Regions from separate parts of the Homo sapiens genome. Here all the other regions are linked to region 3. Evidence: chromatin contacts called from ENCODE Hi-C data. All regions are on one chromosome and are shown on one strand. The core of a region is the stretch at or near the end of the contact, and the rest is flanking DNA. Distances in the headings are between cores, read along the strand shown.

Region 1 (4,533 bases), core at 1,479-3,978, 870 kb before region 3:
TAGACCAGAAGGTCAAGAGATTTTTCCTGGGTGGCAGGGATTAGGGATGAATTTTTTTGAAAGTAGGTCCCATATATATATATATGACTTTTTTTTAGAAGCGGGTCCCTTATATTATATATATTTACAAAGATATATTTTAAAAAGTTATCCCTCATATATTATTATAAATGTATACATTTATAAATAAATATATTATAATATATACATATATGTAATACTTGTAATATATAATTACATATATGTAGTTATATATGTATAAATTATAATTATATATAAATATAAATAATAATATATAATATAATATATTATATATTATAATAAATATATAAATAAATAGAATTATAATTATAAAAATTATAATAAACACATGCAAAAACAATATTACATATATGTTATATGTAATAGCATATGTTACACATATATGTAATATATGTAATATGTACACATGTAGTATATACACATATGTGAATAATATATACATATGTTATACACACATATAATATATACACATATATGTAAGATATGTAATATATGTGTGTATATATATTTACAAAGATGAAATCGTCAGGCTTACAGTGTATTTTGCTTTTTCCATGTAGCACCGAATCATGGGCATTTTCTCATGTCATTCAGTTTTCTCTGACAACACTGTAATATTCCATCAGATGGATGTATTTTCATTTTGCCATTCTCCTTTGTTGAATATTTTTGAGAAAGATTTTCCCTTTTAAAAAAATGCCGTTTTTTTTGTAAACTAAACTTTTGTCTGAGTTTCTTAATGTCCCTTTCAGATAAAATTTCAGAGGGGCAATTCAGAGGTTATAAACCTTTGAAGGCTCTTGATAAGTGTAACCAAATTATTTTCTAGAAGATTGTATCTATTGATGCTCCAACCAGCAGTGTGTGAATATGTCCATCTTACTATATCCCAGCTCCTTTGATTAAGCTGTCATCCAGATTCCTGATGGAGCCTTCCTCTATCTCAACATTCATGCTTGCATTGAGTTTTTGGTCCATACTAGATTATAGGCTTCTGGAGGCCACAAACTGTGTCCCCAGTCCCTGGCGTATGACAGACTTGTAATAAAATAAATGTTTGTTGCATACATGCTTGCATGTCTGAATGAATGAGCCAAGGAAGGTAAGGAGAGGTTTCACTTGATCTGGGAAGAGAACAGAACTTTCTTCAGATGTCACAAAGTATCTTATTAATGGGCTTCCAGGGATAGGGGGATTCATGAATGGACAAGTAGCTTGCTGTAAAGCCACCTCCATACCCTCAGTGCCTGTCCAAGAGTCCTATAATAGATCATCCTTAGGATTCAAATTCAATGAAAAGATACATTTTCACTGCTACTCACTAGGTACCCATTACAGGTGTTAAATCATTTAGTCTTCTCCACAGCCTGGCGAGGAGAACTGGCCTCATCCTCATTTTTAGGTGGGACTCAGAGAAGTTTTGTAATTAACTTAAAGTAACCCAGCTAGTAGTTGGTGGAGCTCGGATGCCCTGGCTCATCTGACTCAAAGTGCTCTAATAAGAACTTCTCTCTGCAAAGCGTGGGCTGGCATCTGCGAGAAAAATTTCTTTTTGTGATTTAGGAGGAAAAACATATGGAGAAACCCTATTGTCTGAATGCTGCGTCTCTCCCTAATTCATGTGTTGAAACCTAATCCCCAATATGAGGCTCTTAGAAGGTGGTGGTCTTTGGGACGTGATTAGGTCATGAGGGAGCCCTCATGAATGGGATTAGTGCCCTTATAAAAGAGACCCCAGAGAGACCCTCACCTCTTGTGCCATGGGAGGACACAGTGAGAACCAGGAAGTGGGACCTTTCCAGACACCAAATCTGCCAGTGCCTCGATCTTGGACTTTCCAGCCTCCAGAACTGTTTGAGCAATAAATTTCTGTAGTTTACAAGCCACCTAGTGCAGGATATTTTGATATAGCAGTCCAAATGGACTAAGACAAGGAACGATCCTTGAGCTGAAAGGAAAATGAACAATTGCTCTGCAGTTGGAAAGACACAATGATAGCTCTAGGAGGCATTGTGCACTCAATTGTCCTCAACTGATTGGAGAAAGGAATTCAGTTATGAGGAAGTTCATTTAGTGAGAAGGTCTAAGAGCTCTTCACATGTCTCCTATGACTCTAAGAAGGGTGATGGCTGGCAGCACCCTGAGAATGAAGCCTCTCCAGGGAGCTGTGTGTTGATGGGGCTCTCAAGTTTGGGAAGCAACCCCCCTAACAGGAAGTGGGGGTGGGAGACAGGGAGAGAAAAACCAAAGCAAACCCATAACTCAAACTGTATCTTTCTTCTTGCAAAAGTGAAAGACATTGCTGATCGTTACACACACACACACAAACACACACGGCAGATGGAGCTTCCTGTGTAGTATTTCTGTTACTTATATCTCCAGAAGGAAGGCCTGGGTATATTTTAATTTTATTATTTTCTTTTCTTAAACATTAAAAAAATGATTTCCACTAGCCCATACCAGAGACCCCAAAATACACTGTAAGTAAAAATGTGATGTTTGCCACGTGAATGCAGTGCCAGCACCTCTCTTCCACCAGGTCCACGTCCCTAAGCCTTTTTATATCTGAATTCTGGAGTCTCCACTGACCCCTTCCCCATAGTCTCTTTTATGTACACCCTGACTTCCCAGCAGCAGAGTGCCGAGATGGAAGCGGATGAGGGGAAGTGAGAATAAGTCTAAAATAGCTGTCTATTAGGTTTCCTGTTAAGTAGGATGTGGTCAGTTAGCTTCGGTTATCTGTAAGTCTAGTTCAGGCTGTTCCTGTTAACAGCTGAGTATTCACGGGGCCCCAGAGCATGGAGGTGCTTGCCTGGGAAGGAAAGCAATTATCAGAAATGTTGGGGCCCAGTCACTACCTTGAGGAAAACCGGTGGGATTTAGCCTTTTGGGAAATAAAGGTGGTGTTCCCTGTGGCCATCAGCAGCAGTGGCAGGCAATTTCAAGAGCTTCAGGAGGTGACTGGAACCATCTAGTCTCTGGTCATTTGGGGGATGAGATGACATGGTTTGGTTCTTAACACATAGTGGGAGAGGCAGTGAACTGGTGCCTTCATTCTAGGGGGTTATTGAAAAGGAGGTTTTTAAAACTGGAAATGACAACATGGAAGGAGCCTTTAAACAGTGCATGTCCAAGGCATGTCCAAGGAAAAGCCGTTTTCAAAAGAGTCACCTGTCTTTACTTGGCATTTCCAAACTTGCCTCAGATATCTTTCTGAGGGACTCTTAACGTATTGGTAGAAATTGGATGCAACTCCTTCCTTTCCCAACCCAACTCAAATTGGTTTAAGCAAAAAAAAAGGGCCCCCCCTTTTTTTTGGCTCAGGGAACTGAGCCAAACTCAGTGTGGCAGAGACCAAGCACCCTAGCATGTGATTGTTCATGCTGTGTCTGTCTCCTCATGGTGGCAAGATGGCTGCCTGCGGTTCCAGCCTCCATCCTAGCCTTTCAGCAGTCCCAGTAGAAAGAGAGAGTACTTCTTTTTTCCAGCAGTTTCCACAAAAGTTCTGGAATGTAAAGTTCTTAAGGGCAGGGATTTTTATATTTTGTTTACTGTCATCCCCAGCTCCTAGAACGGTGCCTGTCCTACAGCAAGTGTTCAGTAAAAATCTGTTGAGTGAGCAAATCTCATTGGTGTGGCCGGGATCACATGCCCAGTTTGAGAGTAAGGTTGGGAGTGAGAGAAAGAAAACTGGAGATGCTCTTATCCAAGACAGGCATCAGATCTTGTTTTTCTGATGAATAACAACCAAGAGAGGCAAGAGGTAAAAAATATATAATTAGATTTTAAAAAGTCTTGCACTCTTAGGTAGTAGGTAGTATGCTAGGAAGTTTTTTGCCACTAGGAAAACCTATTTGGACTGAAAATGGCCGCATGAACTTTTGATTCTGTTTACCTCCTGTTGCTAGAAGACAAATGTGTTCCTATGGCTTGAAGAAGCCACAGGACATATTTTTCTCATGTATGCATGCCACTTGTTGAAGATGGCTCACCACCATGTCTGCCTTCCTGCCAGTGGGAAGAGGGAGAGAGGTCCAGCGGAGGGCATTCCCCTTGGATCCATCACTTTTGCTTAAATCTCACTTAGCTCCAGCCATTTATGTCTGTGGGGGAGGCTGGGAAAGGTAGTCTTCATTCCGTGTGGTCATGTGCTAAACTTGTGTTTTCTTTATTCTAAAGGAAGACAGAGAATGGATATTGGGGGTCAACCAGGAGTTCTGCTGCAAAAGGTTCTATACTTTAGTTGGTCAGTGCTCTGAGCCCCTGTTGAATTCAGGCCTATCTTTCATAAACATCTGCTTAGTCAGTGCACTGAGTTGATAGTGTCCCCGCCCCCCCCTCCAAATTCATGTTCTTCCTGGAACCTCAGAATGTGACTTGACTTGGAAATAGGGGCATTGCAAATATAGTTAGTTAAGATGAAGTCAACCAGGTGCAGTGGCTCCCACCTGTAATCCCAGCACTTTGGGAGGCTGAGGTGGGTGGATCACG
Region 2 (4,977 bases), core at 1,217-3,716, 770 kb before region 3:
GCCTGTTTCTAAATACCATGGGATGTAATTTATTTCAGTGGAGCTTTAAGCCCTCATGCATGGTAGACATGTCGATTATGGATAAATTAAAGGCAAAATAAATGAATATTCAGTATGTCAGACACAATCAGAGAATGGTAGAAAAATATGTAACTTAACTTTCAACCTCTATAACAGCTAGGATTGTGCCCCATGCAAAGCTTCCTGGAAGTTTGGGAGCCCAATTTTTTCTCTCTACTTGTTGTAATTTACTTCTAGGATATAGCTGGGCCAGGAGGATTTTGTCAAGAAATGGGTGCTCAGTCTTCTGAGGCTCCATACTTCAGTTGGAAGGAAGGGGAATTTTCATATTTCTTGTTTTCTTTTTTTGTAGAGACGGGGTTTCAAGTCCAGGCTGGTCTTGAACTCCTGGCCTCAAGCAATCCTCCTGCCTTGGCTTCCCAAAGTGCTGGGATTAAAAGCATGAGCCACTGCACCTAGCCTGGGTTTTCATATTTCTTATAATTGTCTCAGAACTTTCAGTTCCAATACACTCATCGTGAAAAGCAAGTGAAGCCTTGAATATTGATGTTTATTGAGATCAGGACAAAGTGAAAGGCAAAAATCTGAGTGCCTTTTCTGCCTTTTCTGGTGTTTTTCTGGCCCTCCTGTTCTGTCCTGATTTCTGTCCCTGAACTCCTGACCTTGGACATGCAGGAGCTACTTCTCCCATCAGCCTTTTCTGAGTAGAACCTCTGATAAATGGATGCTTCTTGCATCCTTATCCTTGAGGACTTTGGACTCTGATCCCAAGGGTGTTGGCCTTCATTAGCTTCAGGGTGTTGACTTGCATTAGCTTCTGCTGGGGGAACAACCTCAAGCTTGGCCAGGTGGCAGATATCTGGAAGTCTTCATGACATACTAATATTTGTTGAGATATTAGTACTATCTATGTTTATATATGTATATCTGTGTTTATGATTCAAGCACAGCTGTGTCAACTGTTTAACAAAGTTTTATGGGAGAAAGCTTGATAATTGAGGAAAATTTATCCCTATTTATTTATTTGAACCACAACTTCTTGTAGTTTTTCAGACTTTGAGAAAGCTGGTTATGATTTGATGTAGTGGCCAAACATTGTCGAGTGACTGGAAACCGTTGATTTAAAGGAACACTGCCTGGGATTTCTGGCCTCAGTGAGGGCTGAGGCAGTTATTTGGTGGGCAGGAGGGTGGGGAGGGTCTTTCTGGGTACTGCTGAAGACCCACTACCTCTGTCTAACCTGACAGAGACTTCCCCAGCTGTTCATGACATCCAGGGCAGTGACCTTGGCTGTGTGAGGAGTGGCTCGGGCACAGGTGGTCTCAAAGGGCCTGTTACCCTGGAGCTGCCTCCCTGCATCTTAGCAAGCCTCAGAAGGCACAGGGCATTTTGATGCTGTGGCACTTTGCCATTTGAATTTGAGGAGATTTGTCTTGGCTTGGAAAACAAAGCATTCAACTTGTAGCAAACTAAAAGAAAAAGGAAGAGAAGTTGAGAACAAACACTCCATCCAGGAGTTTGGGCTTTGAGATGGGGATGGGGATGGGACGGAGGGAGGTGGAAAGGAAGTAAGGGATGCACTACGTCATTATCGTCAGCATCATCATTCTATCCTTATTTCATCCAGTCTAAGAAGACTATGGTTGTAGGATGCATCCTTATTTGCGAGAAATTGAAATATGGAAATGTGCGCCTGAGAGTTGTGGCAGCCAATGCACTCAGTGCTTTCCGCTCATGTCCTCCTCTTAATAACTTTATCAGGCAGGTTCTCTCATTATTTCCATCTTATTGGTGAGCAAACTGAGATGCAGGGGGTTAAGAAGCTTGCAGAAGATCACTCTGCTGGCCAGTGGAGGGGCCAGGATTTGAGGCAGGAATTCTAACACCCTTAGAGCCTACCCTTGGCTACAGTGCTCTGCTCCTGAGCAATGAAATCAGCGTTGGGGTAGTCATGTGTGTGTGCGTGTGTTTGTGCTTGAAGACTTTGATGTCAGCATTTTGACCAGATGTGTCAGACAGATATGTTGCCCCTGCCCCATCACCTTTACTGAGTTACTTAAACCCCAGGCCCCTGTTTTCATGTTATTATCTTTACTAAGGGATGCAACTGGAGTTTAAGTTCTTTCTGTGCATTTCACGTCCCCTCTGCACGCCCTTCTCATGGGGCCAATCACTGTTGGGAACACTCAGAGATAATAAACATTTCCCTGCTGTATCATCCTAGAGGATCTGTCATTTATTAACTGTGTACCGTTGGCAAGAACCTCTCTGCACTTGTTTCCTCATCTGTATGATAGAAATAATACATCTCGGGATGGTAGTGAGGAAGGGAGGGTTATATAAAATGACTTCCACTGAAGTGCCTGCCTGGCATTCAGCATTGTATAGAGCCGGAACTCCAAATGTCTTCTGCTTGTACCTGTTTTCCTTCTCCCCAAGTCACCCAGCTCACAGGTGGCCGCAAGCTCTGAACTGGAACTGTTTCTAACACATCTGGCTGCTTCCCCTAGAGACAGACATGCAAATAGCTTCATATCCTCTTGTAGCTGTAACCATTTGCAGACACCTTATTGTCTTACAGCTTTTTAATTTGCCTGCACAAATAGACCTGCCTGGCCAACTTGGAGGGAATTTTAATATCTAAGTGCGGCCACATACATATGTGTTGTATACTGGGGCCATGCCTTCCTGCTTATCAAGGCAACAGAAATCTTGTACATGGTTTTCTTACTTTCTGGATAAAGATGGGACCTTGTCTCTCCATTTTGTCATAACACTTTTTTATCTTTACTTTAAGATGAAACCCTCCTTAAAATTGTGAGTGTTTCCCTGGATTTCCCTGGGGAGAAACCACTACAGTGGCTTTGATTCTTTTTCCCCTCCTTGGGATCATTCTGATCCCATTCCATATCTTTGGAGGGTCTATGGAATGGGGCTCAGCTTTGCATCTTGGATTCACAAGAAGGGAAGCAGGGAGTGAGGGAGATTGGGGGACCGTGGGCGTGTTTCATCAGATGCAGCTCCAATGGCCTTTTCCCTCTGACCATATTTCAACAACCACACTTGACACACAGCCTAGCCTCCCCCAAAGCTCACGTGTGCACCCTCTGCCCCTGTCTGGGGCCTCCCCTATTCATTTTCAGATCGATTCTGACACCTGCTTTTATCTCCCTTACCCCTTCAGCACTTCTTGATGGCAGCAACTTAAGTTATACTTAAGCATCCTATATTCCTAAAATATGCAGAAATTAAACAAATGCCTTGTGCTCTCAGTTTTCAAAGATCTCTCTCTTTTTTTTGAGGATGGAGTCTCACTCTGTCGCCCAGGCTGGAGTGTAGTGGCGAGATCTCAGCTCACTGCAACCTCTGCCTCCTGGGTTCAAGCAAGTCTCCTGCCTCAGCCTTCTGAGTAGCTGGGATTACAGGCACCTGCCACCACACCCAGCTAATTTTTGTATTTTTAGTAGAGATGGGGTTTCACCATGTTAACCGGGCTGGTCCCAAACTCCCGACCTCAAGTGATCCGCCCTCCTCGGCCTCCCAAAGTGCTGGGATTACAGGCGTGAGCCACCGCACCCCGTCCAAAGATCCCTTGAGTAAAAATATTCACATCAGTGGCTGCAGATAGATAATTGTTTGGTTTTTGTTGGGGAAATTCCAACTCTTTGTTTAGAACTTGCCTGATTTTCAGTAGCATCTCTAACACTTAGAGTTGATTTGGATCTGGCATTATGTTGAGTCATCATTTTTAGTGGGAAGAATACTATACAATGTGAAAGAAAGTGTAAAAAGTACTCTATTTTAACAAAGTTGTTTTCTTTCTCTTTCTTCTTTTTTTTTTTTTTTCACAGCGTCTTACTCTGTCACCCAGGGTGGAGTGCAGTGGTAGAATCTACGCTCACTGCAACCTCTGCCTCCCGGGTTCAAGCGCTTCTTATGCCTCAGCCTCCCCAGTAGCTGGGACTACGGGTATATGCCACCATGCCTGGCTAATTTTTGTATTTTTAGTAGAGATGGGGTTTTACCACGTTAGCCAGACTGGTCTTGAACTCCTGACCTCAGCTGATCCCCCTTCCTCAGCCTCCCAAAGTGCTGGGATTACAGGCGTGAGCCACCATGCCCTGCCTGTTTTCACTTTCATATGCTGTCTTTTATATGTGTATGTGTGTTTACACAACCAAGGTCCCGACCCACATAATATTTTGAATTCTGTTGCTTTAACTTAAAGCAGCGGTTTAAGTGGTTAATTTAAACTCCATTTTCATGTCTTCATGTTATTTTAATAACAGTAGCATTTTTTGATTGGTCCAAGATTATAGGAATAATTTCATAAATGATAGTTCATATCCTAGAGTGTTTCCAATTTTTGGCCACTAGAAGGGAAATTCTATAGCAAACATCTTTGCGCGTCCATCTTTTAGTTTCTGTTGAATTAATCCCTCGGTGTAATTTCCCAAGAGGGAAATTGCTGGATTTGAAGGGTGTAAACATCATCATGGCTCCAGTAATGCAGTGCACGTGGGGAGATTTTTAAAATCAGTGTTCTCTCTGTTGGCATCTTGTGCCAGAAAAATGTCAGAAGAAAATAATGCGAATGAACAATTAAAAAGCTAATCCCCTCTTTAACTCTTAAAAATATGGAAATGAAATAGGGGTTTTGGTCCATGGATGCTGCCTGGGAAGCCCCAGCTCTGTTACTGCAGGCATGCCTTTCCTTGGGGGAGAGATCGTCTTTCCAGCTATCTTTGCTTCTGGAGAAAAGATGCTCACAGTACTTGTTCAACAGCCGCACTTCAGCCTCCTGCACTTGCCTCGTACTCACCTTCAGCAATGCCAAAGCGCTTAGGCCTCCAGCATACATCATCAACGCCTTCTGTCTGTTAACTGTGCAACAGCTCCTCTCTGATTTGTGAAATAATTGTGTGTCCACTGATTAATGTGTATGTTTTAAAACAG
Region 3 (4,438 bases), core at 1,892-4,391:
GAAGCAGTAATTGATGGCTTCTAGCTCCTGTTTGCTGTGTTGGAGTTTATTACGTAAACATTTAGCAACAGTGAATACTGCACCCTGACCGTATTCCTATTATTGCAATATTTTGGTTTCTCCTTCAGTCTCTCCCTTCAATTTCTATATGTGTTGCCAGATTAATTTTCCTCAAGCACTGCCCTGCACTTGCATAGGACCTCTGCTCAAAACCTTTCAATTATTCCCATCGTCCTCTGGACTGAACCCAGGATTTATTAGGAATAGGAAGAGCATTTATGTTTTAGCCTCAAACCGACTGGCTCGCATGGCGTGGGAGGAGATGCTACAGTGGAGAGTGAGCAGAGCCCAGGGCTGGGAGGGCTGTGCAGAGCTTCTTCAGGCCACTGTTCTCAGGGGCTTCTGCGACCTCATGCTTCTTGCTCCTGTCCTTGTGTTTTGCTGTGCCCACTGCCTGGAGTGGCCCTTTCCCTTTCCCTTTCTGTTTATAGAAATGACATCTGTTCTGTAGGGCATGTGTGTTATCCTTTGTGAGAAGTATTTCCTGGCTCTCTGAGCTGCATAGTGTGTCTTTCTCCTCAGAACCTTCACAGCATTTTGGACCTTTCTTGTGGGGCATCGTGTTGGGTTTATATCGTAGTTCTTCATGTTCTTGTCTTTTTTCCCTTGAGGATTGAGAGTGGGGCAATACCTTACCCATTTTATTGTGCTCTAGAGTTATTCATGTCATGCTTTGATCATAGTTTGTGTTGAATAAATAGTTGTTGAATCAGTTCCATCATTGCTTTTCAAGGACAGAGTGATTTCATGACATCTTTCTTTTTCTAATAAAATTTAGTGATGATTTTGTCAACAGAATTAACCGTTCCAGGATGCGAGATGCCATTTAACTACTTAACTATTTCACTATTTAGAATCCTGAATTCTTCAGATTTCCCTTGACTATACCTCATTCTATGTCCTATAACTTTAAAATAAAGTAATTTATTAAATAAATGACCTTTTAAAAACAAATGCAGTGGATTTACCTGGAAAAAGTTAAAGAACATTATAATATTACTTTTCCTTACACAAAAGGTATATTCAGGCACGTTCAATTTTTTAAGTGGAAGCTATAGATTTATAAATCTTGACTGTAATATTAGGTGATGCCATGAATGAATGACGAGCTAAGAAATTAAGATGACACTTAATTTTTTTATTATGCACATTAAAATTTTTTTTTAAAATCTAAACAGACTGATTCCCAAACCAGAAGGATTGGCCAAAATAGTAGAATAAGTACTGAGAGTAAAGAACTTAGAATAGGGCAAACACAATATTATGCAGACCACAGGAAAGTCTTTGTGGGAAAATGGTTGTTATTTTTGGAAGCCAGAAATACTATATATTTAAAAAATCAATTCTCTAGGAAAGGTCTGCAATTTTTACTACTCGTTTTTCTTATTTATTTGCTGTTTTCTATAGGTGAGAAGTCAGTATATAATAATAAATAAAATGATGTATCTGTCCTGAAGTAGTTCACTGTCTACTAGGGACCAAAATACAGTGTGGTAAGTGCTAATTATTCCAGTGTTCAGAATTTAATGCTGGTCTTGGAATTGAAGGATGAACAAGAGTTCATGCAGAAAAGGAGAAAAATGGCAACCCATGGCAGAGGACAAGCATGAAAAAAGGCATGGGAGTGCCAGAGGACAGTAGGTCTGGGACCAGCCAGCCAGGTGGTGTCCCCTGGAGCCTGTGCCTGTGGTACAGTCTGGGCAGAAGTGAAAGATGAGGTTGATGGGCAGGGCTGGCTTGTGAAGGGCCTTGGGTGCAAGGCCAATAATCGTGCTTGTTTTTTTTTATGCATTCAAGGGCTGATAGAGATTTTAAGGTGGAGGAATTAAATGATTATGTTTGAGTTTTAGGGCAGTAACTCCCAAAGCAGTGTGACACATGGGATGAGGGAGGGTGCAGGCACAGAGGAATAATGGAAGTGAGGCTACAAGAGGGTCAGATAGCAGAGGGAAAGGAGAAGAGGTGATACAAACAAGATGCATTAGAAAATGTAATTAATAAGATTTGTTTAATGACTGAACGGGGAAGGAAAGGAAAGGAAACTCTGAGGATAATGCTGCAGTCAAACTTGAGCCAAGGGAAGCGATGGCTGATAGTCCAAAGAGGTCATGGGGGGCTGAAGGAGGAAGAGAAGTCATTGCGTGTGTCATGATGGCCACATTGGTCACCCTGGGGACTGTAGTTTCAGTTGAGCAGGGTGAATGATAACCAAGTCAAAGTGGAAGTGAGCCAGGTGCAAGGAAGTGGAGAGAGTGATGTGGGTCTTTGGTTTTTATGCTGTTTGGCGGTAAGGAATGGAGGGATGTTGGTGGCTTTAAGAGGAGGCAAATTTTCAGAATATACTGTATTAGAAAAAGAATACCAAGGAAATTTGGAAAGTACAGGAAAGTATTTTTTAAGAGAAAAATTCAGTTATTATTCTACCACCAGAGACAATCATTATGAACATTTTACACTTTTCTTCAAGTGTTTTTTGGTTGTTTCTGCCCAGTTGTGAGTATGGTTGATTTTGTGTATTGAAGTTTGTTTTTCCTTTTGTCTTTTTTTAAAAATTATTTTTTGGCATGGAGGAGGCATGGATATTGCTGTAGGCTAAAAGACAGGAACCAGGCGAGTAAGAAAAGCTGATGGTGGTTTGGGGAGGGGGTTTCTCTCTGGTGGTGGAGAGAATAACGATGCATGTAAATCCTATGACAGGCTAGAGAACTCAAAACCTAGCTAGGTTAACCTTCAACACTTGAAAGCATGGTTGACAATGTCTAGAAACTTAATCACCATAAGAAAAAGCCTACATGTGTATCAGAAAACAAGCCTATTTTTCCCTCTCTTTCTGTCTCTTTGAAATTAAATCACAGTGCAGTAACACACTGAACAAAACAAACAAAACAGTGAATTCAAGGTAATGACATTCGGCCGCTTTCACAAACCTGCCAACATCAACCATGTTCTTATTTTAGTGTGGCAGATTCTCAGCTATTTGGCACAAATAGGCTGCGTTGGGATATTTTTGGTAGGAAATGGCAGAAGCCCAGTTTAAACTGGCCTAAACAAACAAACACAAAGGAATTTATTGGCATGTGGAGTGGAAAAGCTCCAGGGACTTGGCTGTAGTCACAGCTGGATCCAGGTGATCAAACAACAGGAAGAAATTCTCTTCTCTGCTTTCGTCTTCATTCTTAGGCAGCTTTCCTCAAGTGGTGACAAACAGGACCAGTTTATATCTTATCAGCTTCCTAATTCCTGTGGAAAAAAGCAGCTTCTTTTTCCTTGTAGTTTGATCAAAAGTCCTAGGGCTGGGCTCTCTTGGCCCGTTGGGGTCATGTTCCTATCTCGGAATCAGTCAGTGGGCCAGGAGAATGTGGGGTGCTCATTGGCCAGGCTGCAGTCATGTGCTCACCACTGGAGCCAATCAGTATCATCAGCCCCACCTTACCATATGGCCAAAGAGCAGAAGAGGGGTGATTCCCCACGGAAAAATTGGGATGCCGTTACCAAAAAAAAGGGGAGAAATTGTAAGTGGGCAAACCGAAACAATTGGAATTTAATTGAAAGCATTTTTTTTTGTAGATCAATTTTCGTGTTCTTAAAGAAGTCTTGATTTAAAGCTTAAGCAATATTTATAAGAATATTATGACTACGTTTCAAATAAGAAACAGTATTAAATAAGTTGACTCAAATATAATGTTTGCTGTTGAAAATAAAAAACCATAGCTACTCAATGTAAACAATGTAATTCAAATACTTCTTTCACTTAAAACATGTAAAGTGAATCTTACTGAGATTCTTTCCTTGGTAAAGCTATTTTATTATTATGGAAGGTAGCAAATACAGGGAAAAATATTTTGGAATGAAATGACATAAAACCCATTGGCAATTTGTTTTTGTTTTTGTGTTTGGAAAAAAGAAATGATAAATCTTTTATGTTGAGTTTCTTGGGATCCTTTATAAATTTACCATGTCTAATGCACCCATGTCAGCTGAGCCCTCTCTGCTCCTCATAGATACAGACCTTAGGGTATCTGATGGGCTCTTTTCTCATCCATGTAGTAGAAGGTAACGCTGTCTTCTGAGGGTGAAGAGGATGGGGTTGAAGTAGCATTGAAAAAGCCTGCATTTTGGAAGCAGAGGGACTTGTGTTTAAAATCCCCTTCACCATTTGCTAGCTGTGTTACATTGTGTCCTTAGTATAATTATCTGTGAAATTGGGATAATATAATAACTGTGCAGGGTGATCATCTTCATCATCATCATTCTTACAGTAGTAGCTAATCTTTACTGAGGACTGTGCACCATACACTGATTTCCAGCATTTTCTGTACGTTATCTCCTTCCATACCCATGATAATCTGATGGACAGAATAATGATGTTTCATTTTAC

The links. Hi-C counts contacts between places; a loop is a spot of excess contacts on that map. Pooled maps may share reads with other maps.
Region 1: a loop to region 3 is called in a map with no recorded cell type, with 3 times the contacts of the local background. The contact joins two enhancer-like sites. A Hi-C loop is called at or near these places in 9 of 37 single-sample maps with no recorded cell type and 3 of 50 pooled maps.
Region 2: a map with no recorded cell type shows a loop between it and region 3 (7-fold over the local background). The contact joins two enhancer-like sites. A Hi-C loop is called at or near these places in 4 of 37 single-sample maps with no recorded cell type and 4 of 50 pooled maps.

Annotation. Positions count from the first base shown.
Region 1 is chr12:104,475,828-104,480,360 of GRCh38, forward strand. All of the region lies in intron 1 of CHST11 (carbohydrate sulfotransferase 11), which reads left to right. Among named protein-coding and RNA genes, the nearest start is that of CHST11, 21 kb to the left of the region's middle. RefSeq lists an enhancer at 2,894-2,943. Within about 2 kb of position 2,729, at least 10 of the 41 ENCODE cell types and tissues checked have a DNase peak (open chromatin) inside an H3K27ac peak, as active enhancers do.
Region 2 is chr12:104,580,410-104,585,386 of GRCh38, forward strand. The region is part of intron 1 of CHST11 (carbohydrate sulfotransferase 11); the gene reads left to right. Among named protein-coding and RNA genes, the nearest start is that of MIR3922, 8.7 kb to the right of the region's middle. RefSeq lists enhancers at 2,484-2,533, 3,360-3,429. Within about 2 kb of position 2,467, at least 2 of the 41 ENCODE cell types and tissues checked have a DNase peak (open chromatin) inside an H3K27ac peak, as active enhancers do.
Region 3 is chr12:105,350,015-105,354,452 of GRCh38, forward strand. All of the region lies in intron 2 of C12orf75 (chromosome 12 open reading frame 75), which reads left to right. Among named protein-coding and RNA genes, the nearest start is that of C12orf75, 22 kb to the left of the region's middle. Within about 2 kb of position 3,142, at least 10 of the 41 ENCODE cell types and tissues checked have a DNase peak (open chromatin) inside an H3K27ac peak, as active enhancers do.